2 separate regions of the Mus musculus genome follow, and region 2 is linked to region 1. A link is a loop called in an ENCODE intact Hi-C map of the cell type or tissue named here. Cell type or tissue: heart. All regions are shown on one strand. Links, peaks and the distances in the headings refer to the core of each region. The heading gives the core; the rest is flanking DNA.

Evidence for each region. Peaks named below come from ENCODE experiments on the same cell type or tissue, not always from the same donor. Only the 100,000 strongest peaks of a DNase experiment are listed, where the experiment ranks them.
Region 2: it touches region 1 in a loop (3-fold over the local background); 15 of 42 quality-filtered maps call a loop at or near these places.

The regions. Positions count from the first base shown.
Region 1 is chr11:21,087,742-21,095,390 of GRCm38, reverse strand. It overlaps Peli1 (pellino 1), which reads right to left and starts at 4,067. Exons shown (of 7, transcript NM_023324.2): 1 at 3,713-4,067. In heart, for the core only: no CTCF peak of the experiment used is centred there; DNase peaks (open chromatin) are centred at 3,530 and 4,220; H3K4me3 peaks cover 1,353 bases; H3K27ac peaks cover 1,311 bases.
Region 2 is chr11:21,175,247-21,182,895 of GRCm38, reverse strand. No RefSeq gene overlaps it. Among named protein-coding and RNA genes, the nearest start is that of Vps54, 60 kb to the left of the region's middle. In heart, for the core only: a CTCF peak has its summit at 4,342 (motif pointing right); a DNase peak (open chromatin) is centred at 4,345.

The sequences.
Region 1 (7,649 bases), core at 3,267-5,766:
CTTTAATGCCCTCAGAAGTATACTTCTATTTCCAAAACAGAGTTGACCATACTTTGTATGTTGAAATTCAGCTGACATTTAGTATAATAAGTAAGAGTGTTTAAGTGTCTTTAAATATTTCTTTGCTTATTCTAGAAAGCTGGGTGGGATAGAGCAAATTGTGGCAAAAAAAAAAGTAGAAAATCATGGAAAACTACATATTTTTACAGTTACTCCCATCGCAAGAGGTTCATTATAAACTAAAAGCAAGAACAAATGCTTTGAAAGGGAACTAAATAGCACGTGTGCTGAATTAGAACTTTCACATTTAAGCATTAGTAACATTCTATTCTTCTGTAAATGGTATTTTGAAGTGTAATATTACAAGATACAAGAGTAAAGGTACACGAGCCTCGGCCAAGCCTGATGACCTGAATTCAATCCCTAGACCCACACAGTGGAAGAGGAGAACCAACTCCCACAACTGTTCTCTGGAATCTATCTGTAAGAAAAAGCTTCTGTAGGTGGGTAACAAACATGTATCTTGCTCACACACGAAAATAAGTAAAACGCAAAACTCTGTCTGAAGTGACATTTACTGTGACAAAATCACCACCACCACCACCACCACCATCATCACCATCATCATCTTTGATGATCTCCATCATCTAAAATATCCCATGTAACATTCTTGGGAGAAAAATGTTTTGAGAATCACGTGCAATTCATTTCTCCTCAGTCAGTCAATGGAGCCCCTTTTCTCTAAATTATTTCTGAAAGTGGCTACCTACTGCATCAAAAGATTCCAATCTTCCAGGCATGGAGCACTGCTGGGGAGGCTAGGGAGGAGGACCTTCATTTCAAGGCTAGGGTGGGAAATACTACAAGGCAAAATCTGATCTGAAAACAAAAACAACCTCTCAAACCAAACCAAACCAAACCTGTAAACTCCCCCCAGGAGATCTCATGCTTCTCCTTAGCACACATTCCTTGCACAAGAACAAAGATGACTTAGAATTTACTAAGTATAGCATGTTAGCCAGTATTTCCAAGCACGTATCTATTAAAACAGCATAGAAAACACTAATAGATAACTTGAAATCATATCCAGATCTCTGAGTGACCTGTATTTCTTGTTTTAAGATCCTACAAATTAGTGTAGGCCTAGGTGAGCTTTCCCTAGCAGAGGTGAGACTCTAACAATGACGTGTAAAAAGAAACTCTAGAGTGTAGTAAGAAACTCTAGAACAGCCCGAGTCATTTGAAAGAGTATCTTATATAGACTTTTCTATGACATATGAAGAAGGGCTCTGAGAAAGACGGCTACAAATCTATAAATTGAAAGACCGTGCTATGTGTAATTTATTGTCTGGGACTTCAACTAGAATTTTGTTCCTTATTTATAAATGTTTCCAGGAATATTTAATATTATACTTCCTAAAGTCTTTGTCAGTTGCCTTATCTATTACTTTTGAGCCTATCAATGGGTTTTTCAATCTGCTTTACATTTCTCTGTGAACAGAAAAACTGTTCACAAAGCAGAATTCTATAGCCCTTTACACCTATCTACTGGGCAACCACAGTGGAGCACATTCTAAATCAAGGGACTTAACTGACATTTTGACAAGTAAAACAGAAGCAGAAACTAAGGCAAATAGGAACCCTCTGAGGCTTCCCTCTGAAAACTGCCTCAATAGCTCTGTTTCCTGCCCTGTAATGTTCAGCCATTTGTTTTAAAGCATCCTAAAGAACTCAGGAAGGCAGCAAACCCAGACTTCACTAACTTCTGCCTCTGGACTCTTGGAATCGGACAGGACAAAAGCACTGTTGTTAGTGGGTTCCTTAAAAGTACAAATGGTCCTGGTAGAGCTGGCTGGTAAGTACTATCAGAAAAGGTCAATACAAGGTTACTTAAATGCTAATTTTAAGGAACACACAAATAACCGCCAAGTCTCCAACTAAGGTGGTTTCCAGTTTACACTAAAAACCTAGGTGGTTAAGATTCCTTAAATTTATCAGATGAAACACTATAACCATATAAGCAATCTTCTATACATTTAAGTGTTCCATTTTCAAATTGCTCAACAGATCTCTTAACAAACTTCAGAAAGGGGATAGGTTGGGGAACAGAAGAAAAAATATCTAAAGTCTCACTTTCGTTTTCTGACACACCTACTAGATTTAAAATCTGGGGGCATTACAAAATTAAATTAAGTGTGTAAATGAAAATAATGCTATTACAGTTCTAAATCTCATACAACTTAGGAAAAGAACTTGTAGAAATAACACTTGATTTAAAGTTTTCACACCTTCCATTTGATACCAAAAGTGTTTAAAAGATTAATTGCCCTCAGAGTATTTACTACAGATGTTAACTGTGAAAAAAAAAAAAAAAAGAAAGAAAGAAACCCAAAGAAATTATATGCTATATTTAGACAATAAGGAGAATGTTTCAAGTATGTGTATTTGAATACTCTGGGGAAATATGTTGTTACCTGTGAAAATGCATCATAAACCGAAACAAGAAATTGAGGAACTGCACCCTGTTCACAATTCAAAAACTTTAAATTCACACGACTAGGCAAACTCGGTTAATGTGGAGAAAAGACATTGTGCTATCTGACACAAAAGATCACCTGCTACGAAGACAAAGTAACACTCTACTACCCGAAAGTAAAGAGCCTTTGAATCAAAACAGACAACCTTTGATACACAAAAGCTTCAATTCTCGGTTTAATAAAGCGTCCTGTGGATGAGATGCTCAATATTTGTTGATGGAAGAGTGCTGGGGCTAAAACCAACGAGCATATTGTGAGTAGTGACTAAACATGTTAAATGTAGGTTAAGTAAAAACTATCCCCTCCCTCATCATTGTTGTCTGACTTTGTAAGAGATCTGCACATATAAACATAATATATGGCGAAGTGAGTTGATGACTTACAGTATCTTCACCACTCGGAACATTTTTCAGAAAGTCCTTTGAGGTTTTAAGATTCAAATACTATTTAAAAAGAATTATTGTTTCAACTACCTAACAATTACCTAGACTTCTTCCAGACTTCATTTAACCTGTAAGTAAAATGAGCATCTTTAACTTTTCCACAGGGCATTTGGAGAATGAGTTATTACTCATAAACGCTTTCGGAGCCTCAGACACCAGCGCGGTACATCAAGCGTATCCATCAATTTGAGGGCTTTCTGGACCTCAGTTTACCCACGTACGGAAACGGGCTTGGCAAGGGCCGGGAGGTGAAATTAATTAGTGTTTTTAAAATGCTCTGAGATTCCCAAGATGAAAGGAAACGTAGAGGCACGCAGAGATGATGACAATAATCATAACAATAAAAAGAATGACTAACTTGGAATTCTGTGTTACGTAAGGAAGCTGAGAAGTTATCAGATTCACACAAACAAAAGAAAAGCCCACCGCCCCTTTGTTCCCCTTCCACTTCGCCGGCCTGCAGCCTGGCCGCGGGAGCGAGAACCGGGCCGCCGAGCTGGGGCTCCCCTCCGCCGCGCACCCGCTCCAGCCGTGGGGGAGGGCGTTCCGGGCAGCTCCTCACAAAGGCGCTTCCTCCCTCCGCGCGGGATGCGGCGCCGCAAACTCTGCTCCCCGCCGCCTCCCCGCGGGCGGGCGGGCGCGCAGGCCGCCGCGCCGCCACCGGCAAAGGCTCGGAGGAAGTTCCGCGCCGCCGGCCCTCGCGCCCCCGTTCGCCGCCCGCGCCGCACTCACCGGACGACTGCTGGTGGCCGGAACGCCAGCTCGGCCCGCCGCACGGACACCCGGGGCGCGGGGGCGGCGCGAGCACCGGTTGAACGCAGGCACCAGCGGAGCCCGCCGCCTTCCCGCCAGCCGCCGAGCCCCGCGAGGCCGAGTGGAACGCAGAGCCGAGCGCGGACTAGAGAGGGAGGCTCGGGCCCGCTTTGTGGTGAGCTCCCCGGGCTGCAGGCAGATCCGGTGGCGCCGCACGGCCGCTGCTGCCGCTGCTGCTGTTGTCGCTGCCGCTGCTGCTGCTGTTGCTGGCGCTGGAGAAGGCGGCGGCGGCGCCCCCGACGGTCCCTCCGCCTCGAACCGCCTTTGGGTCACTGACACACACTGGGAAGGAGGGACCGGGACTAGCGGGAGGGCGGGGCATAAGGGTAAGGGGCAGGGCCACATCGCGAGGCGGTGCCGAGAGGGCTCTTGGGAACTGTAGTTCTCTTTACCGAGAGAGAAAAAAAAAAGTATCTGTTGTGGAGGAGCCTACTGCTGGCTCTGCGCTGTGCACGCGCAAGGGGGTTGGGGCGGGGACTGTTGCCATAGTCACCCATTCACTAAGCCTGAAGGTTCTGGACTGTAGTTGACTAAACAAGGCTGGTCTTGTGTCTTTGGTGCCATTGGGTTCCTGCCCACAGCCAGTCCCTCCTGCTTCACCCCACCCCCAACCACTTCCAAGTGCCCAGTGAAATCTAACTTCCTCTTGACATGGCAGTCTCCTTGGTTGTTTAGATTTCTTCTGCAAATCATAAATACCCCCTTCCTTTGCCTCCTTCAAGAGAATTACCCAAGGTACTAAAAATCTACTTGTTCTTAGTGTTTTAACAATTAGGTTATAAAACTGTAGGGAGCGTGACCATTAACAGAATTCTGTAATTTCTTTGTTCGGTTAGTTACATTTAATTCCAACCCAAGTTCAGCATTAACAGCATTGTTGGATCATTGTACTGCAATTTGTTCATCTGAAAATCTATAGTTCTTCAAACATCCAGATTCCATAAATATATATTCAAAAGATAAGTAGAGAGAGTTCAGAACTGTTCAATGTATGTATTAGCCGATTCAAGTTTCTCACTATCAAATTACAACATACGGCACCTTGAAACATGGTATGGGTATGTTGTGCTCAGCTAAGTCTTACACCCTTTCTAAATGACCAGGTATGCATGTATGGTGGTGTGAGAAAACACAGTACTGGCTCTCCAGAAGGTTTACAGGTAATTTGCCTCAGTTTCCCTTAATAGAGTACCTAGAACCTGGAAGAAAAAACATTAATGCCAAGGAATCAGACATCTATTTCAAGATGGGAAACTAAGGATTTTCAAATAGTCTTAGGATCAAAAACCCTGGATGCCCACAGACCACATAATTATTTGATCAATGAAGAAATAAGTAATTTAAGAAACAAGTACACGGGAGACAGAGAATGGCTCAGCAGGGCTCAGCAGTTAAGAGCACTGGTCACGCTTCCAAAGGACCTGGCTTCTTTTCCAGCACCAATGTGGACACTCACAGCCTCCTGTAACTTCAGGGAATCCAACACCATCTTCTGGCCTCATTGGCCCATAGACATATATGCAGGCAAGACACCTGTATTTAAAATATTTAATGTAGATATTTAAATAAAATACTAAAAAACAAGTAAAGGTATTTACTATGTGCCAGGCACTTTATTGGGCCTCAAAAATAGAGCTGTAAAGATATAAAAGAGACATACTTTGTATTCATTGTCCCCTCTCTCTGCCAAGGAAGAGACAGATAAATGGACTCAGTGTGATCTATGCTGTCATAGGAAAATTCAGACTACCTCAGACTCAGGCAGGGTCAGGAAGTGCTTCAAAGATCATTTGAATGTGGGCTGACTCACGGCTTCCACGTTTGTGTATTTTATTGGCAAAGGTGGAAGAGAGCAGTGAAGGAGCAGGGAGCTCGAGGACACAGAGGCTAATGGCACATTTGCTGGCGGTGGCAGAAGCACACTGGGGAGAGAGGCATGAGGAAACTTCAAGAAAATGAAGGAGACAGCTAAGCCCATGAAGGGTGGGGGTAATATGCTAAAGAATGTCATCTTTTTTTTATTTCTTCTGGAAGCAGTATTCAAACATGAGTTTTTGATAAGATATATTTGAGAAGCTTAATGGACCCTGATCAGGGTAAATGCGCATTCATATAAAAACTACCACAGGACTTATGAGATGGGTCAGTGGGGTTGAGTGCTCACTCTTAAGCCTAACAGCCTGAATGCCAAAAATTGTAAATATGTAAGATCCCCCTTCATCAAAAACATTTTAAAGATAATTTAAGGCAAAAACAACAATGTTGAGGTTTGATCTTGCTCTCTATTGTAATGCTAAATGTGGGCCCCCAAGACTTGGAGTCTGTACATAGACTTGTGACCCTACCCCCAAGTTATTTCTGATCAGTAAATAAAGATGCCAACAGCCAATAGCTGGGCAGAAGAGACATAAGTGGAGTTTAGGCTTCTCAGGCTTGGAGTCCTAGGAGACAGGGAGGAGAGGAGTGCAGGAGGAGGGAGGAGAAGCCACCATGGGTTAAGTGAGCCATAAAAGTGCAACCCTGGGGGCTGTCCAGTGGGAGTTAAGAGCATCCCAGATGAAACATAGTAAATATTAAGTAATAATTTGTATTTATCTATAAGAAAGTAGATTCTAATAGCATAGAAGGTAGATAGCTGCCCAGTTCTTGTGCTGTTTACGGCTTATTATAAATATAAATGTAGGGGTTGTTCTGATGCTCTGATCAGGAATCTTCATGGGAACCTGAAGGTCCTGTCCCCAGTTGGTTCTTGATTGATCAGTAAAGATGCGAGCTGCCAATGAGCTCGGAGGAATAGGCAGGACTTGCAGTCTGCCCCTCTCCCCCAGCCTCTACCCCCCACTCCACACAGGCAAACTAGCAGATCAAGGAGAGAAAAGATTTGCCATGCTTCAGATGGGGAAAAAAACATCAGCCATGTCAGATCTCAGGCAGAGTGGCCATCAGCTTCTTCCCCAATTAGGCCTGGGGTAGCAGGTGGGATATTAGAAACATAATCAAGCTGAGGGCAGATTTAGGACGCTGAACAAGGAGAGGATAAACGGGCAACAAAGTAAAGGGCAGAATTAGAGGTACTGAGCTGGGAGTGAAGAGAAGGGTGTAAAAGCTGAAGAAGGCTTAGGAGAGCCTGGCCACTGAGCTAAAGCATATCAAAGATGAGCTAGTGTGTGTGTGTGTGTGTGTGTGTGTGTGTGTGTGTGTGTCTGTCTGTCTGTCTGTCTGTCTGTGTCTCTGTGTGTGTGTCTGTGTTTGTGTGTGTCTGTGTGTGTCTATGTGTGTATCTGTGTGTGTATGTGTCTGCGTGTGTCTCTCTGTGTGTGTGTCTCTCTGTGTGTCTCTGTGTGTGTCTGTGTTTGTGTGTGTGTGTTTATGTGTGTGTGTGTCTGTGTGTATGTGTCTGTGACTCTGTGTGTGTGTGTGTGTTTATGTGTGTGTGTCTGTGTGTATGTGTCTGTGACTCTGTGTGTATGTGTGTGTATGTGTGTCTTTCATCCATGGATCTGAGGGGACCTGGGTGTGGCTGATAGTATGGTCTGCCTGGAGCCTAAAGTGGGGTAATAAAAACTACATACTACATGTAAAGGTTGTGTGTGTGTTTCATATGAGAACTAAATGATAAAGGTGAGGTAGAAATCCTGGGTCAGAATTGATATTTTCTACAACACAACAACACTGTATAAGACCATAACTTGTGCAAAAGTAAAATGTTTTGCAACAAATAACTCAAAGGACTGAAGGAGGAAAGGGACTCATATTGTTTAGACTGAGTTGTGGTAAGTTAGAAGAGTGGATTCTGAAATATGGAATAGCTGTCAGAAGTAAAACAAACATGGACACACAGTAGTGAAGATAAAAT
Region 2 (7,649 bases), core at 3,003-5,502, 88 kb before region 1:
CATATTTAGCTTGAAGAAGTTATCAAGAGTTGTCCGTCCCAGTTCCCTGAGCTGGAAGTGATTATTCTAAGGTTGCTTTTCTGGGTAATTTAGAAATGGTCATAATTGGAACAGGGAGGAACTATCTAAAATTAATTGTGTAGCCATAATCTCATTTGGTAGAAATCTTTACAATAGTTACTAAGTTGACGTCATAATTTCTTATTTTGGTACAGAATTTATTTTCATTGGTATAAATTTCTTCTATTGAGACAAAAAATTTAAAAGTGCAAGGCTTGGACCCAGTCCCTCTATAACTGTTATTACAAACTGATCTGAGATATTTAAGCCTGTGAGTTAAGAGCCAGATAGCAAATTCATGGCTCTGAGTTTATTGTTAGGGTGTTTTCAGATATTTTAATTATATATATGGGGAGTGGATGGACGGATGGGAATGTGAGCAAAACCTGCAGCAAGGGAACCTGGATCAGTCACTGCATGGGGCTAGCCAAGGAAGCAGCAGGGTTGCTGGGGCAGAGAGTAGCTGAGTATAGTGCAGGGTGGTGACATTCTTTAATACTTTTCACAACATTTCTACTGTGGGGCTTTGGTACTGAAAGTCAGGTGGTAGGTATGTGACACTTTTATCAGCTGAACCACCTTACTGCCTCTGTTTACTATTTTATATTCATATTCATGCTTTAAATTTTTGCTTTGTGCTTCATTCCTGGCAGTAGCAATTTTGCTATATAAAAGCATTGTTTTTCCGACTCAATGTGCCCTAAAATTACCTGGAGTGTTTGCTTCAGCCAGTCTGAGACAAAGCCCCTGATTCTATAGGGAACTCCCAGTGAAGCTGGAGACTTTCCTGGAGACAGCTGAGGAGCTGCCTCCTGTAGCGCGTATGGTCTTCCTCTCTAGCCCACCCTTACCTTGGAAGGGAGCTACTTCTGCTCTTCAGCCTAAAACTGAAAAGTCAAACTTTGGGTGGTTAACTGATCTCCTTACATACTCTGCCTTTAAATCAGAAAAATTAAACAGAAGTCAAGTGTAGACTTTAAAGACAACCAGACACATGACCCACATTTTCCATAGTGACCCAGACTTTTCGTGACCTTTCATTTCAACAACCTTCCCACAACTTGAGCTCTTGTTAATTAGCAAGATTTAAAAATAATGTTATCACTGGAAAGTTGTGTTATCTTTTGATCTTGCACATTAGTAAAATCCCCTTAGAAAGCTTTTTGTAGTGATCTGTATCAAGAGATACTCAGCTTGCTTATACCAGAATTGTTTTAATATTTAACCTATAGCGTCACTCTTGATAATTGATTATAAATAACTTGTTTTGTTTAATAGATATTTGTTGAAAGCAACCATGGGCTTTTCACTATAATAGATAATAAATTACTGAAGGAGAAAGGTGCTTGCTACAAAGATATCCATTCACTCTTAACTCAAGGGAACAGCAACAAACTCAATCTTTAGCAGCAGGGTAAGTTTGGACATAATAAAAACTTGAGACATTAAAATGCCAAGTAGATTGTGACACTATAAAGAAATATAGTGAAAAATCACAGAGGCAAGAAATGAAAAAAGGACAGAATTCTAGGTGTTCAGTGTGATTATGTAATGTTTTGATAAATAAAATATTGATGGCTACACATGGTAGTGCATGTCTGCAATCCCAATGCCAAGGGGGTGGGAGGTGGAGGCAGGATTGCAAGTTTGAGGTCAGCCTGAACTGTACAACCAGACTCTTTCTCAAAAACAAACAGCTAAAATGCAAATACACACACACACACACACACACACACACACACACACTATACTGTAGAGAAAGAAATCACACACACACACACACACACACACACACACACACACACACACTGTAATATAAGGCCAACCCCCTCACCACACACAAGGTACTGTAGAGATAGAAAGCCCACACACACTCACACATGAATGATGTCCTATGGTGCCAGATCCTTTAAGGGTTCATTTTTCTTCTTAGCTATTGATGCAACTCATGACAGCTTTCCTTACACCCCCAGACCTCCTTGTCCTTGCTGCCTGTGTGGCTAGCTTTACTTCCTGTCTCTGCACCTGCAAGTGGTAGACAGTGGGCAGCAATGTACAGCTGTTTTCAGAGATGAGACTAACACGGTTTTCCCCAGAGGCTACCATATGCTATACATTTGCCTCAAAAGCTATGTTGTTGCCTCAAACTCAGAAAGATGAAAACCAGACAGTAGGGCATTAAAAAAAAAGTTTTTCTTTTGTTTTTAAAATTTTAATAATTTAATTACATCATTTCCCCCTTATATCCGTGTGTGTGTGTCTAATCTCCTTTTTGTTTGGCTTTTGCTTTTGTTTTTTATTTGTTTTATTTTGAGACAGGGTCTCACTATGTTGCCCTGGTTGTCCCGAAACTTGCTGTGTAGATCAGGCTGGTCTTGAACTCACAGCAATCCAACTGCCTCCGCCTCCCAAGTGCTGAGATTAAATGCATGTGCCACATGCTGAGCTACATATTCCTAAATATAGCCTGCTTAATCTGCATGTTACTTGCACGTATGTTTCAGGGCTGATCATTTGTATTCAGAAGACTACTTCTTCCACTCTGAGGCTTTCTTTTCAAAGCTATTTTTGTTCTGAAGTTATTTGTATTTCCTCCTACTTTTGCTTTAATTGTATTTTTTTTTTGAAGTTTGGTATTCATTTATAAACACAAGTTCACTCATACTTATGTCTACCCAACACTGAAATCACTAACTAGGTCCTCAGTCTGTCACATTCCTAGAATTGCTGTTAAGAGTGAAGAGACAACCGGGCGTGGTGGCGCTCGCCTTTAATCCCAGCACTCGGGAGGCAGAGGCAGGCGGATTTCTGAGTTGGAGGCCAGCCTGGTCTACAAAGTGAGTTCCAGGACAGCCAGGGCTACACAGAGAAACCCTGTCTCGAAAAAAAAAAAAAAAAAAACAGAAAAAAAAAAAAAAAAGAGTGAAGCGGCTGGGGTGGCAAACGGCCTGAAGGCCAAGGTGAAACATTCTTGTTCTTTATACTTGTTGTGTGGCAGAGGCCACAGTACTGACCCAGGATGGAGGTAGAGAGTGGAGGAGAAGAGACAGGATTCTGGAAATGAGGCTACTGGGCGTCATCACCTTATTCTTGTCTTTGTGTGAGCAAGACCTTTCTCTATCTTCCAAGAATTTTTTTTTTAATGCCTTGCTGCCTGGTTTTATTCTTTCTGGGTTTGGGGTAACAGAATGGATGGTACTTTTGTCAAATACCCGCACAGTATCTGGCAGCCTCTGGAGGAAACCTGGTAAGTTTTTTCTCTGAAAATAGCTACATCTGTGAAGTATCTGACCGGAAGCAGAGTAGCAAGGAAAAAAAAAAAAAGCCACTGCAATGTATATATGCTACAGCTGTCAGCTAAAGAACGAACCATCAGATAGCCAATGAAAGGAGGCGAGAGATTCATACTCCATTTTCAGAAGGAAGATGGACAAGTTAGCAATCTGGGACAGATGAGGAGATCCTCCCAACAGATGAGACACACAGTGGTCTGCTGCAAACACTGTAGGTGTAGTGTACACACGGCTTGTTTCCGTGATGACGAGAAACTCCCAGAGAGGAACCTATTCCCCTTGAGTTCCTTTTAGAAAACCTGTCCTTGGGCAGATAAGGAAGCTCAGAAAGAGCCATTCCCTGAATCTGCTGACTTTCAGATTTTATCTTAAGATCATCAACACACCCAAGCAGCAAATTTGAGGGTGTCATGTCCCTAATTCCTTCACTTTGGTTTTTCTCAGCCATGCAAACTTGCTTCTTTTGGACATACTAACCGCACCAAGCAGGTAGGCTACAAATAAACAAAAAAAAAGTATTTATTTGACAAAATTATCCCAGTGCTGGGATCCTGACTCTGGTGCTCCTGCAGGGAGCCAGAATCGAGCTTAGAGCTGCTGTCTCCCAAGTTGTCAACCTGTATTCTCTTTCAGTCTTCTCATGTGTCAAAGCCTTGCTAGTGCTGTAGAGAATAAGGACACACAGAACTAGAAAGGCTAAGGCAGTAGAAAACCAGTCAGTATTTACCTAAGATTACAATGAGCTAATGTGAGCTTCTGCTGCTGAGTGGTGAAGGACATCCTTGATTCTGGAGATGACAGTTTCTCGTGGGTACCCTTCAATGGGTGACTTTCTGTTTAACTCTACTCAGTGCTTGTAGTTTACATTTCTGCTTCTACTCCCGGCTCAGGGAACGGCAGGCAGTGAGGTTGTATGCACATTAATTTTGAATGTAGGATTTAAGTGTTCAATGACCTTGTTGAAAACCCCTTGTTGCTAATGTGTTACAGCAGGTGGCAGCCTTTCCCTGAGAGAGGGGAAGAGCCAATGCAAAACTGGCTTTGGTTTCAATAGTTTAGTGTTTGTCTTCCTCTGATACAAGCATCAAGTCTTGAAGTGGTGGATTTATTAAAGAAGAGAGGTGTACAGGAGCCTGGACCCTGGCATGGTGATATGTGTGTATCTTCCAGAGATGGCCGCAGAGACACTGTCTCTAAGGAGTTAGTCAGATGCCCTAGGAGAATCTGGCCAAGTGAAGACACTACCAAACATGGTGGGCACAGGTGTCAGCATGAGGTTCAGAAAATGGCTCTGAGCTAGACACAGGACAACACAGAACTTCCCCAGAGACTTGGAACATAAATCATTAGCCGTGTACTGAAAATGCATCTGATAGCAGAAGTACCCCCCTTTTCATTACAGATCTGTAAACAGCCGTGTAAACTAATCTGCTAAATTAGAAAGTACAGTGAGTTATTTGGACACAGATTTGCAAAGTTCTTAGTAAAAAGTCAGACGTGGTGGAGAATCTTGGTGGAGACGCTAGAAACCTGATGCTCAGTTTTCTTACTGGCAGGATCACCATTTGTGATGATTACTACTGTCAACCTCACGGGATCTAGTAATCCCCTAGGAGATAAACTCTGCACATATTTATGAGGGACTTTCTAGTTTGGGTTAACTTAAGGTGGGAAGGCAGGGCAACCCTTTATGTGGTGGGGCCATTCCATGGGCTTGGACCCAAGATGGAATATAAAGAAGAAAGCAAGCTGAGTACCAGCAATTCTCAGTCCCTTACCAACCATGGATACAATGTGACTATCACCTCAAGACCTCTCTGCTGTGATGGGCTGTGTCTTCCAACTGAGCGCTAAATCAAACCCTTCCTCCCTTAAACTGCTTGAGTCATGAATTTTGTTACAACACTAAGAAATGAAATGAGTCTATTTATCAAGAAAATGCTATGGGGCTAGAGAGATGGCTCAGCACTTCAGAGCACTTAAGATTTTGGTTGTCAGCAGCCATGGCAGTTGGCTCACAACTGCCTGTGATTCCAGGGTCCCTCTGCCCTCTTCTGGCTTCCATGACAGACACACATATATCTAATTGAAAGAAAAAAATGCTATGTAGAAAAGGATGCTGTTTGAAACATTGCAAATGAGGAGACACATATAGGTGACTGTCCCTATAGATATCTCCATAGTCCCTATAGATGAATCCACCGTGTCTTAAGGAAGTGTGGTGATTAGACTAGAAATGGTAAAGAGCTGGGGCAGATCAGTGAAATCACTATGAATTTAATAAAGTTAAAACTAAAACCTCAGTTCCTCAGCTAAACCAGACATAAATCAGAAGCTCAGCAGCCAGGTGTATCTGTCACACAACATAGATGACAATTTCTGTCATCACAGAATATTTTACTGAATAGCAATGGCCTAGGATGGAAGACCAGGACGCATTGCTAAGTCTAGTTGTTTAGAATGGACACGCCTCACTAATGAGGTAAGTGTTCCTGAACTTGGCAGCAGATTGAAACAGAGCTTCTCACAGCAGCCTGCATCCCAGTAGCATCACATACACTGCCAAGCCTGCTGCCATAGGCCAGGCACTCAGACCTATTGCTACAACTTACAGGTGTTTGCATCAGGCTATCAAGAAGGTGGTGGAGAAGGCTTTTGATAATATATCCATGGTTTACAAGGAACAGCTAAAATACACCTACATTGTTCTGGGATATAATAGAAGGTCCAGCTTGCTTCATTTGAAAGAACTTAATTCTTTCCCTAAGGCAGGCCCAACTATAAGCTTTTCTGACATACACTGTTTTCAGCTGAAGGCTTTCTACAAACACTGTAGAGTAACAGTGTCCTAGGTGGGCTGTGAGCCACTTCCTGTCCCCAAGCCAACTGCTGTCTGCACTGCATAGGGGAAGCTGATGTTTCTTTCTTTCTCTCTCTCCTTCTTTCTCTCTCTCTTTCTTTCTTTTTTCTTCCTTCCTTCCTTTCTTCCTCCCTCCCTCCCTCCCTTCCTTTCTCTCTTTCTTCCTTTCTTTCTGCCTTTCTTCCTCCCTTCCTTCCTCCCTCCTTTCCTTCCTCCCTCCCTTCCTTCCTTTCTTCCTCCCTTTCTTCCTTCTTTCCTTTCTTCCTCCCTCCCTTTCTTCCTTTCTCCCTTCCTCCCTTTCTTTCTCCCTTCCTTCCTTCCTTTATTTAGATTTATTAGTACATTGTAACTGTCTTCAGATAGCCCAGAAGAGGGAATCAGATCTCATTACAGATGGTTGTGAGCCACCATGTGGTTGTTGGGATTTGAACTCAGAACCTTCAGAAGAGCAGTCAGTGCTCTTAACCACTGAGCCATCTATCCAGCCCTGGGAAGCTGATTTCTCAGAAGCTCACCTTTGGAGAAACAAGTCTATTGGGGTGAAAATTCAAAAGTAAAATATTCTTAAGAAAATGAAGCAAAGTGTATGTGACAAATGCTTTTTCTCTAGGAAGTAAATTTATGAGAAATTGTCTTTCTATGATTTGCAATTTTTATAAAAATTTAAAACTTTCAAAACCAGATATTATATCACCATACAAATTGTGAACTGGTGTTTACCATTGGATTTTTGACATTAGAATAAATGCTTTAACACTAATCTCAAAAATTGCTTTGAGTGCTAAATACTTTAGTCAACTTCAAGAACTTATAGAACTTAATTTTAAGGCTTAAAAGGGACATTAACCAGGGATGGGTAGATGGTGGCTAATGTGCACACTACACAAGTGTGAGGACCTTAGTTCTGATCCCCAGACATCTCCTACAAAAAAATCCCAGCATGGCAGTGCATACCCTTTACTCTGTGACTAGTCACTATAGCCCAAGTGATGATCTCCTGGTCCAGTGAGCTCCCAGCTCAAACATGAAAGTGGAAAAGCAGTTGAGGAAGATATCCTGACATGAGTCTACACACACACACACACACACACACACACACACACACACACACACCACAGAGAGAGACAGAAACAGACATAGAGAGAGACAGAGAAAGAGACAGAAACACAGAGACACAGAGACAAAGACAGAGAGCCCAGTGTCTAGGAACTTTGGGTTTACCTATAAATGAAACTCTTCTGTTTTGGGTCCATGGCTCTTATGTCCTACACTTCAGAGACAAAAGACAAGAAAGTCCGTAAATCACAGTGTCACTTTTATCATCAATTAACATGATGCAGTCTCGAAACACAAATAAACGTGGCATGAAGATAACGAGCGGAGTGTTTTTGGAGCTATGACACATGCCTATTCTTCTAAGACAAGACTCTGTAAGC